2 separate regions of the Mus musculus genome follow, and region 2 is linked to region 1. A link is a loop called in an ENCODE intact Hi-C map of the cell type or tissue named here. Cell type or tissue: left cerebral cortex. All regions are shown on one strand. Each heading gives the region's core, and the rest is flanking DNA. Links, peaks and the distances in the headings are about the cores only.

What was found. Hi-C counts contacts between places; a loop is a spot of excess contacts. Peaks named below come from ENCODE experiments on the same cell type or tissue, not always from the same donor. Only the 100,000 strongest peaks of a DNase experiment are listed, where the experiment ranks them.
Region 2: it touches region 1 in a loop (2.0-fold over the local background); 4 of 42 quality-filtered maps call a loop at or near these places.

Annotation. Positions count from the first base shown.
Region 1 is chr6:28,750,413-28,755,787 of GRCm38, forward strand. The region is part of intron 15 of Snd1 (staphylococcal nuclease and tudor domain containing 1); the gene reads left to right. Among named protein-coding and RNA genes, the nearest start is that of Lrrc4, 79 kb to the right of the region's middle. In left cerebral cortex, for the core only: no CTCF peak of the experiment used is centred there; DNase peaks (open chromatin) are centred at 3,008, 3,435 and 3,919; H3K27ac peaks cover 3,268 bases.
Region 2 is chr6:28,797,132-28,802,506 of GRCm38, forward strand. All of the region lies in intron 16 of Snd1 (staphylococcal nuclease and tudor domain containing 1), which reads left to right. Among named protein-coding and RNA genes, the nearest start is that of Lrrc4, 32 kb to the right of the region's middle. In left cerebral cortex, for the core only: no CTCF peak of the experiment used is centred there; DNase peaks (open chromatin) are centred at 2,905 and 4,031; H3K27ac peaks cover 406 bases.

The sequences.
Region 1 (5,375 bases), core at 134-5,133:
AGCAGCACATCGTAAGAATTGTCTTAGTTCCTTTTGTGTTGTGGCCATGACCCAGCTAAGCTGAGACTGGTAATGCGTATGGGGAAGAAGTGGATTCTGGCTCTCAGTTCTGGAAGCCGTGTCATCTAAATCCCGAGTGGTACCAGCATCTGCTTGCTTCTGTGGGAACCCCTGCTGCTTCAACTCAAGGTAGAAAGTTGAAGGGCAAGTGTATAACTAAAAGAGAAAAATTCCGAAGAGCAGGGTCACTTCCTAACTCCTACTCCTCCAGTAAATAATCCATCCCTTAAAGTCCCTGCCTGCCAACACTGCCATTGTACCAGTTGTATTTCACTGGGATGGAGGGGTGTGGGGGAGGGTAATACAGGATGGCAAACCCAGATGCAAAGCACAGCAAAAGAGCAGAGGAAAGAACAAGTAATTGAGGGATGAAAAACCTTCCAGGGAAGGTAGCAGAAGATGTGGAGCTTTTCTTTTGGCAGATTGGCTATCTAGGCAGAACATTTTTGCCTGTCTCAGTTCTCAGAAGAATTGCCTTACGAAAAGGATGCAGTCCTCATCGCTGTGTCTGCTTCTGTGGGACTTTCTCAACAAACTTCTTCTCAAAGGACTTTCCTCCCATTGAGCTTCAGTGCTGTGGCCTCAGCGTGAAGTCTCTGCCTGCTCACGGGCAGGTGAAAGAGCAAAGCCTCTAACTGTAGGCTGATTGTCTACCTTCTCAATCATGAACCAGCCCCAGAATGCACTGCCTCATAACTTATGAGACATTCATTGGCATGGTTATTTAATAATGTTTTCTGTCCTCTGGGCACCATCTTAAGGAAGATAGAAATGCATGATAAAGTTGGAGCCTTCTAGCAGGAAGGAATGTATAGACATAAAGGGGAACAAATATTTTAAGGATAGGGTAGCTGGGCTGTTCAGATCAGTCATCCCGACACATGAGCGGCTAAGGCAGGAAGATTGGCATAGTTCCAGGCCAGCCTGGAGTACAGTCTCAAAACAGTAATAATAGCAAACAAAACATGAGGTAGGAGAAAGAGAAACACAACCTTAAATTACAAACAGATGAGACTCACTTGGAGATTCTGAAACAGTAAATAAGCATTGTGATACTCTTAGAGAGCTAACCGTCCTGCTCTGAAACCCAGAAGTTCTAGATTCAGAGACCAGTGGGACAGACTGCTAGTTTGGGCCAAGGCAGGGTACCCTGTTCCATAGTATTTTAATGGTATGTCATCTTCAGTGAGAATGGAAATGCCCGTATCTGGGAGTGGACCATAGGGCTCAAAGGATAAAATAGTGTTTCAGGAGACAAGAGGGAGGGCTTCAATTAGTTCAATAGCCACTTCAAATATTTTTCTGAACAAGGCAAAGTAATAAAGTCATCAGTAAAAATAAAATTTGTTCAGCATAGTTTAAGGGAGCCACAGACCTTGTAGCTGAAACACTTAAGGATTCTGATTTTCAGATTCCTCAACAATTGTTTCATTCAGACAAGCCAAATTATCTTGGTATGATGATGGTGACCAGGGGTTGAAGGAAACAGCAAGGCCCTATGGCAATTCTGTGTCAGCCTGTGTCAGCCAGGGGCTTTTCATTGTGGAACCCTCTGTGGAGTGTGTCAGACTTCTGTGGCCTCCAAGTCAAACTGTTCAATTGATCCTGTCTCACTTGGGTTCTGTGTGCCAAAGAAACATTGTATAATCCTCCACTTGGAATGCCTTTGGCTGATCGCTGGGAAGATTCCTTCTGAACTCTTCGACTTCGCAGAAGGCTGCCAGTGCTTTTTGTGGTCTTATTAGTTCAGAGTCTTGGTTTAGGTGAGATAAGGGTGATCCTTGGTAGAAACAAAACCTGTCATTCACAGAGAGTACGAGCCCTGAGAAGGAGCCAGAAGCAGGGCTGTGTGCTTTTTCCTTTACAGTTCCTCCTCCTCTTCCTTTTCTACTTCAACAAGGGTTCCTTGCTGAATCTTCTTAGGGCAGGGAATGGTGAAGAGGAAGTTTCCAGGGATCTGAGAGGTCCATTGGCATGTGTTCAGTTATAGCACAGTCTCTCTGGTTGTGCCCATTGCATTCCATGGCATTTTCAGAATACATTTTGGTAGAGGGTTGTTTGTTGTAGTTTTCTCTCAGCACCATTACATCAGCTTGCTGGCATTTTCTATTTACCAACTAGCACTGGTGAAAAGGCATCCTAGATTAGGCTACTCTCCACTAGCCTAGCTTTATGAGGGAGTCTGCTTGGCCAGAAAGATTATAGAAGCAGACCCTGGATGAAAGACAGGAAACATAAAAAATAATTTGATGATTTAAAACTAAAAGGAGGAAATAATTTGATGATTTAAAATTAAAAGGAGGAATGGACGGATGGCTCAGCAGCTAAGTGCACTTGTTTGCAGATTTGGTTCTAGCACCCACATGGCAGCTCACAACTCTCTGTAACACCAGTCCCAGGGGATCTGACACCCCCTTTTGGTCTCCACAGGCACCAAGCAAACACATGTATGTAGACCTACATGCAAGCAAAGCATATATATAACAGTTAATAATTATTTTTTAAGAGAAATGTTATGACATTTCTTGTAGTGAGTAGCCTCAGCATGAACAGTACACACTACTTGTAAGAAGTATCTTGGTTGCTATGAGAACTGCCTCTCAATTTACATCATTTAACCTGTTCATTATTGAACAATGAAATAAATGGTCTTGGCCCTTCTCTTCTGCCCTAGGTCATTGCTCCCCTTGCAGCTTGTTCATAAAGTTGCTGGGGTCTCTCCAACTGATGTCTGGATTTGCATGAAATTGTACAGTTTGTATGGGAGCTACACACTTGAAAGTTGCCTGGTGTGGGCCACCATGCGCATTCCCTCAGTTGGCCTTTACAAGGCCTCACAGACTTTGACTCACCACGCATGAGGCCACCGAAGCCCTGGGAGCTGTGCCTCATAGGAACATTCCTATTCTGACGGAGAGGTGCCAGGCATCGCCCCATATGTGCAGAAATGAGGCACAGAAGTCCCTGTCATATGTGGGAAGCATCTGAGACAAATGCAGTCACTACTGAAGCTTTTTTCCATTTATTTCAATTACTTAGAGGTTTTGGAAAGGTTTAACCAGGGTTTCTTTTCTCTTTGCCTATGAAAAAATAAATGAGAAGTACATCTTCTATGGCTCCCTGCTAACAGGGTTCTAAAATGGGCTGTGGAAGAACTTGACATTGGCGCTCTCAGGCTTCCCTGTGTGTAGTCCTCCCTTCTGTGTAGTCTAATGTTGCTTTACATAGAATTCCCGGATAAACACTGGGACTCCTGTGCACACCTTTACTGTGGATGAAGGTGGCTAAGTCTACCAGTCAGCAGACTAGCAGAGAAGTCCCTGTTTCCCTGCCCTTGTGTGCCTCCTTTTCCTGAGCTTGTACATCTGCTAGTGATTTTTCTAGGGTTAATTTGGGTGTTTTTATTTTTAAATTGGAACATGGTGTCTGTCTCTTCTCGGTGTGTGTTTTGGATGCAGCCCCTGTGCTAGGCATGCGGTTATTAACTCCACTGATACGCCAGTTCACTCATTAGCATTTGCATTTTAAATTACAAGCTAGAGCAGACGACATTTATGCTATATTTGTACCATTGCCTTCTTCATGAATGATGTTGTATGTGCAGGGAATGCAGAAATAACTCTAAGGCCCTGATATATTTTAGTCTGTTTTTCAGCAAACTGCTATTTCTTTTTACTCTTGATTCTCATTGTTTAACAGGGAATTTTTTTTATTCTTTTCCAAGTTTAGATATGCTCGTGAGTGCTACTGATTGGGAAATGGTAACAACAACAACCCTTCGTATCAAAATAGGCATATTGCGTAGAGTGGCCATCTTTCTCACTCATGTGGTATTCCTTGTAAGCAGCCTGCTTTGATTTGAAGAGAGCAGAGTTTTCTCCTTCCCAGAGCAGTGGGTGGAAGACATGGTAACAGATACTTGTTCTTGCCTGTATCTGTGCTCCCATCCCCCCTTGTAAAAGCCAGTGGTTACTTACACCTGCTATTGCTCAGCACTGCAGGGGAAGAAAAGAAGATGGTGGAGGCCTTCGAAGGGTTAGCATTTGGACTTCACTGCCCTGCATACTAGATCGTGAATTGCCAGCACAGAAGTAGCCCCTTAAGATGAGAGGTGCCAGCAGTTAAATCCTCTTGCCCAGCCCCTGCTCATGGTAGATAGCAACTTCATCATAAAGATCTCGAGAACCAAATGAAAACTGCACAGTCATGGACTGGGACCAGAGCCTTCCCAGCCTCTCCCAGCTCTTCCTAACCTGGAGCTTGCTGATTAAGGGCAGAAAGCTTGCATTGGCTGATCAGCACACATGTAGTGCTTTTTCTATAATTCAATATCTGATTTTGTTTCTTTAAGTTCTGACTTACAGGGACCTTTTTTGGTAAAAGACCAGTTCTTTTACACCCCCCCCACACACACACACACACACTCACTATACACTTTTAAAATAGTGTAAAAGGGTCTCAAATGCATATTGCAAATCAAGGTGCATTCTGGGTAGACAACCAAAATTCTGCAGTTGATATAAGTAATTTCCCTTATTTCTTTCTAAAGCAAGCTTGCTCAGTCTCTCTCTCTCTCTCTCTCTCTCTCTCTCTCTCTCTCTCTCTCTCTCTCTCTCTCTCTCTCCTCTGCTAACTAATTCCTGAGTAAATAAGATATAAGCACCTACGAGGCTGGTGAGGTACAAGCTTGTAATTCACTAACTCAGAGCCTGATGCCTGCAGCTGGGCATGTGCTCTCTGGCTGAACATTGCCTGCTATGTGCAGGGCTTTGAGCCTAGACCTTAGCACTAATTTTCAAAAATACAATAAAATCTGTCTTATTGCTGCACATAATATGTCATACACTAAGTAATAAAAGACATTACATGGCCTGGACAGATGTAATTCTAAGCCTCCTTTCATGATGGTATGCCTCCTGCTATGAGTTTGAACTTGCGGTAAGTACTATCACATCATATTTATCAGTTATTGAGAGGATAGGCCTAGTAAAACGAAGGTCTAGACTAGACTTGGCTCCTTTGGTTTCTTCATCATAGTAGCATTTGAGCCGTATTACTTCCCTAACTTCCACTTCACATATCTGATACAGGCTTCTGTGTGTCTTCTAATTGTATCAGTTGGTCTTATACACATCTTACCTGGGCTGGGCTGAATCAGAGTTTCCCCTAGGAAATTCACACCCAGCATGACAGATACTTAGGTTCACCAAGGGACTCCAAAGTCCAGTGAGTCCTTCCATGTCCATTTCACAGTCCAAGTTCTGCTGACTCTGCCACATGCCTTTGCATCAGTTCATCTTCTGTGAACAAAACAC
Region 2 (5,375 bases), core at 274-5,273, 47 kb after region 1:
CTGACTGCCCCTACACATATGCATGCATCTTGTAACCACACAATATAGCTTGAATTTTTCTTTTAAAGTTAGCAACATCCACCCCTCCCCTCCACTAATGTTTGAATGCAAACACTCTATTGTCTACCAACACCTGAAGATTAGCTGGAAGGGGCAAATATTACAGACCTCCCTGCTGCCTTTGTAGACCTTTCAACATTGTCCTCACAGGAACTGAGAAAGCAGGAGAGCCCGCTCTAGTTTATGACCTGAGGCACCAGAGAGGAAGTAGCAGAAAATCCTTTTCTTTCTCTTTTCCTTTTTTTTTTTTTTTTTAATTTACTTTTATTTTTTGGTTTGTTTTGAGATAGGGTCTCACTGTGTAGCCCTGGCTGTCCTGGAATGCACTATGTAGACTAGGCTAGCCTCTAAAGAGATCTGCTTGCCTCTGCCTCCCAAGTGCTGGGATTAAAGGCGTGTGCCACTAGCCTGGCATAGCAGCAGATTCTTGCTGGTTTCTTATGCTTACATCAGGGAGGAACCCCTTAGGACACGAGTGAGACATTGAACTGAATATCACGTGTCTCACCTGACTCCTCTTTTTCACCAACATCGCCTAAAGCAGTGCTTCTCAGCCTTCCTAATGCTGCGGCCCTTTAATACAGTTCCTCATGTTGTGCTGACCCCAACCATAAAATTGTTTTTGTTGCTACTTCATAACTGTAAATTTTTTACTGTTAAGAGTCATAATGTAAATATCTGAGTTTTCCCATGGTCTTGGTAGCCCTCAAAGGGGTCTCAACCCACAAGTTGAGAACTGCTGTCTTATAGTGACTTTCTCTTTTCTTTTCAACTCTTGTTTCCCCGACTCCTTTTCTTCCTGGCCATGTTTCTAGCCCCCAGGTGGCAGCTAAAACTTACGGCCAAATATTCTTACTGCCTCCTGTTTATTGTGGCCTTACTCTTATCTGTGTATTTTTAATACTTACTGGCAGGAAAGGTGGCATTTTTCTCCACTTTCTTTGATGCCTCTTCCTTATAAGTTTGCAGAACCTTAGTCTAATCCAAAGTTGCTATTTGTCTTTCTTGATTGTAGTGGCTCAGTCTTTTACAGCCCTTTGTTTAGGGTCTGTCAGTAATGAACATTCTGCACTGTTGGAGCACCTGATATGATTACTTGGTCAAACTGATTTGAAAGGTCATTATCCAGAGGAAATGGGAGTATGGCCTAAACCACAAATAATTTAAGATGTTGACTAAAAGAGCCAGCTGTAGCCAACTCTCCTGGGCATTTCCCTTCATAGAATAGATAAAAACTGGTTTCTGAATGGTAAGACAGTCAAAGGAGGTTTTCATTTGGCAAGTGTTGTTTATTTACTATCCCGTGTAGTAACTTCACCTCCTCCATAGAGCTTCTTAGAGAACAAAGCTCTTACATTCCCACACCTCCACAGAAATAGGCAGGGAGAAGCTCCATATGCTGGTGCCCCTGGTTATTGTAAAAAGGACCATGTGACTGTATGGGACGAGCCCCCGGGCCCTGTGTAGCTAGGCCCTGTGGCCCTTCAGGAGCCATGCTGCTGCTTGAATAGCTGCACTTGAGCTTTGGTTTTATGTTTGTTCCTCTTCCTTTGATAATCAAGCGTAACTTGGTATTTTGAAGATCTGACTGTCCTTGGGCCTGCTCCATCTCCCCTTTTAAGTTTTTAAACCTTTGTTCTCATTATCTCATTTGAGCCCATAATTTCTCTACCTTGGCCTGCTTTCCCCATATACTAGAACTTTGTATTACTAAGGGGCGAGAACAGTTCACATTTCAAAGTTTTTACTGGATTCCCATAAGAAGAAGCGCAGCATGACCAGAGAAGGATCTAGATACTGAGAAAGTACCATGGTCACTGTTACTAGGCAGTCAAGAAAGAGATGGGAGCTGGCTCTCAGGATGCAGACACTAAGAACTACTACTTATTTTTCCTGGCTTTGGATAAGCAGGGCACCAATACCTGTCTCTCCCTCTGCTTTGAGTAAGTAGAAAACTGCTTGCCTTTCCATCCCATTGCTACGTAAGGGCAGGCCTGCACGGGGCAGGTGAGGCTTCTCTACATTTCAGATGGCCTCCCATATTAGGGGACATGGTTCCCACGCTTGCCTTGTACATATACGACTGCCATATGTATCACGGAACTACTGACATTTGCAGCCACCGTTCAGTCCCATTTTCCTAAGTGGCTCTCTTGGCCTTTTCATCACACCACTTCTTTTTCTTGTCTGCTACCTGGTGTTTCCCTTTAAACACTGATCCCTTTTGGCTTGCTTCTCCTGGATTTAGTAATCCTGGTCCTGGGCAGTGGTCTGGCATGCAGGAGGCATTGCCAGCCCTAAGGCAGGAAGAGCTAGAAGTCAAATACCAGGTTATTACCTGATTCTCTGACCTGAAGCTCAGGGCAGCCAAGAGCCTTTTGGGGGATTTAAATTCTTACCTTTACTCCAAGGAAGTCCAGAGCACTCAACATCTCTTCCCAGGCTGACCAAAATGTGCATGCTAGGGCCGTGCAAATCTGGCCCTCTGCCAGTTGTTTGCAAATAAAGTTTTGTTGAAGAATATGCATGGAGATTCTTTGTGCATTGTCTATGACTGCTTGTACACCATAAGTCAGTGTAATGGAGTCGAGTAAGGATGTCAGAAATTGTATGGGCTCCAGACAAGTTTGCTTATAATCCCTGTAGTATAGACTATGCTAAATTGGGTTAAATGGCTCATCGTAACCATGTGGAGCTTCGAGAAGTCTCTGACCTTGAGGTGCTGGGTTGCTTATGAGCCATGCAACATAAAATTGTTTTATGTCAGCTGTAAGTTCTGTGTCCCATTGGCTAGCATGTGTTTTGTGACATATTTTATCCTCTCCTCCCACCCCTACCATGCAGTTGCCTTTTTAAAGCAACTCCCTGCTACATTGCCAAGGACAGGAAGGTCTGGTGTAATTTCCCAGATAGGGAATTGCACTTGTTGCTAGCATCTTCCCAGAAGTAGTGATGAGAGATAGAATTAGCTAATGGGTAGATAACTGGCTTAAAAGTACAAACTCCTGGTCTTCACACCCAGTTATCATGTGGTACTGAGAATACAATTTTTTTCTGCCTTGCCTTGGTATTTCTGTCTAAAAGATTGATCTAGCAATCCATCCATCAAAGAGTCATTTGAGATCTTTGTCATGAGTACAAGACATCTGTGCTCTTTTGACATCATCTTCCAGAAGGCCAGCTAGCCAGCATATACTCACCAACCTGTCACTATATGCCGGCACTCCAGTTGTTGCTGTGTTGGAGAAACCTGAACCTACAAAGGAGGAGCTATATTAATAAAAGCTCGGTGTCAAACAGGTTTACTTGAGGCAGTCTTGCAATGTACCCCAGGCAGATTTGCAGCTCATGCTTCTCCTGCCTTTATAATTTAACTCTCTCCTAGTTTCAAGCTGTCTCGGATATAGCTTTGGAGGGAGAGTCTACAGGGGCTTGGTAATCCTTCCCAGTGTTTTTTTGATGACCCCTTTATCCTCTCTAGACTTCAAAGTTGTTCCTTGATGATGCCTGGATAATGACACCCCCATGCTGGACAGCTCTAGCTGAACACTCTGCCCTGACCTATTTCCCTCTTGCTGCTGGCATCAGAAAGGAAGATTTCCCCTCCAGAACCCATTCTGCAGCTTCAGTAACCCTGACATAGCCCTAGTTTTCCTCTGACCCCCAACTCCTAGTTTTTTTCAAAGGAAAAGACTATAAAGTATTATAAGCAACTGTTACAACTGTGGGGTGGGGGGAGGAATGCCTGTTTGAAGGAACCTGATGACTAGGTCTATCTGAGAAGGAATGGAATATACATAGGAAAGAAAGCCTAGCATTGAAAGAAAAATGGGCCCATCTTCTTCACTTAGGTTTCATGTTATAGTCCCTCTTGTGTGAGAGGGGGATGAGGGTTGGTGTAACCAGGTCTTTTCTGCACCCTCTGGCTTCGCCCCATAGTGCTCCTCCAGCGCTGTGTAATGTGTTCTCTCAGCCTCCTGGTCCATCTGTTCATGCAGCCTACTCCCTGCCAAGGAGAGTCATTGGAGGAGAAGGGTAGCACACAGTGCTGAGAATGGCTCAGTCCTGGGAATTCAGGAGTGTGCAGTTCATCTGGTCTTAATGGCTCCAGTGCAACCTGCTCTCCCACACTTGGTGTTTGCCACTGCCCACTAGGAACTCTCACTGAGCCTCTAATAACTACGTGCTAGAAAATCAAACAGGCTGCTCAGGTGTGTCTCCCTTCCTTCCTTCCTTCCTTCCTTCCTTCCTTCCTTCCTTCCTTCCTTCCTTTCTTTCCTTTTTTTTTTTTTTTGTTTGTTTGTTTGTGCAGAAGTCACTTTACTCTAGGCTATCCTAGCTACCATCCAAGAGAAAGTGGGATGTATGTGCAGCCTTTTTAAACACTCTCTTCCCCTGCAGGGGCTTAGGAGCTTTTGGTTGGGAGAGGACAGCACACCACCTACCAGTGATGCGTTCCAGAGTTGAGTTTGTTCAGTTAGTTCACTGTTGTTTCCATATAAAGGGCCTCAGGAAAAGGGACCTTAGGTTCATAGTGTTTGCTAGAGTTCTGAGGGCTTTGTTTAATCTGTATATGTTTCACAACAAATGTATGCAAAAATTGCTCTCCCAGCCTCACAGTACAGGAAGCTCAGGTACACCTGCTCCTCTCCTGGCTGGTGGTATGGCCGATGCTAAAATACACTGCACTCCCAGTGAAGCACTTTGCTCCTCAGAGATTGCTAATTTTGCTATTAGAAAGGGATTACTTTTTACGCCATATCTTATCTTTTTTGTTATTGTTTTCCAACTCCAGAGTGTCTAGAAATAAAGGATTTTCCCAAAGGTCAACCATTGGCTGACACTGTTCCGTGAAACATTCTATTCTGAGTCTTTTCTTGGGCTTGAGGGATTTGCTGTGGTCCTGCCTCCCTGGGTATTTTCTCTGCTTGTGTTGTTCTTCCAGCTTTTGACCATCTGACTGCTTGCTTCATGTGCTGTTTTAACTTTTCTGGACCTTGCTTTCTATGTAGCCACGTCCTTTCATTTGGTAAGGTATAGCCATATTCCTGTTTCTGTAGTCTTTCTCTTAGGAGGCAAGTCTGACTCTGACTATGCATCTAGAAAGACATGGCGCCCTTGCTTCTGGATAAAGTGTCATCTCTAATTTATATATCTCCTTGGCCACTTCTCCAACCTCACATCTCATCACTTGCTTCCTATCTGCACCTTGTCAGAACAAACCTACGATGCTCGTAGCTCCCCATCTGTCTCAGTACACAGAGATGCTCGCTTTTGTAAAGGGAAGGGATTTATTTCCCCACCATCTTAGGGTC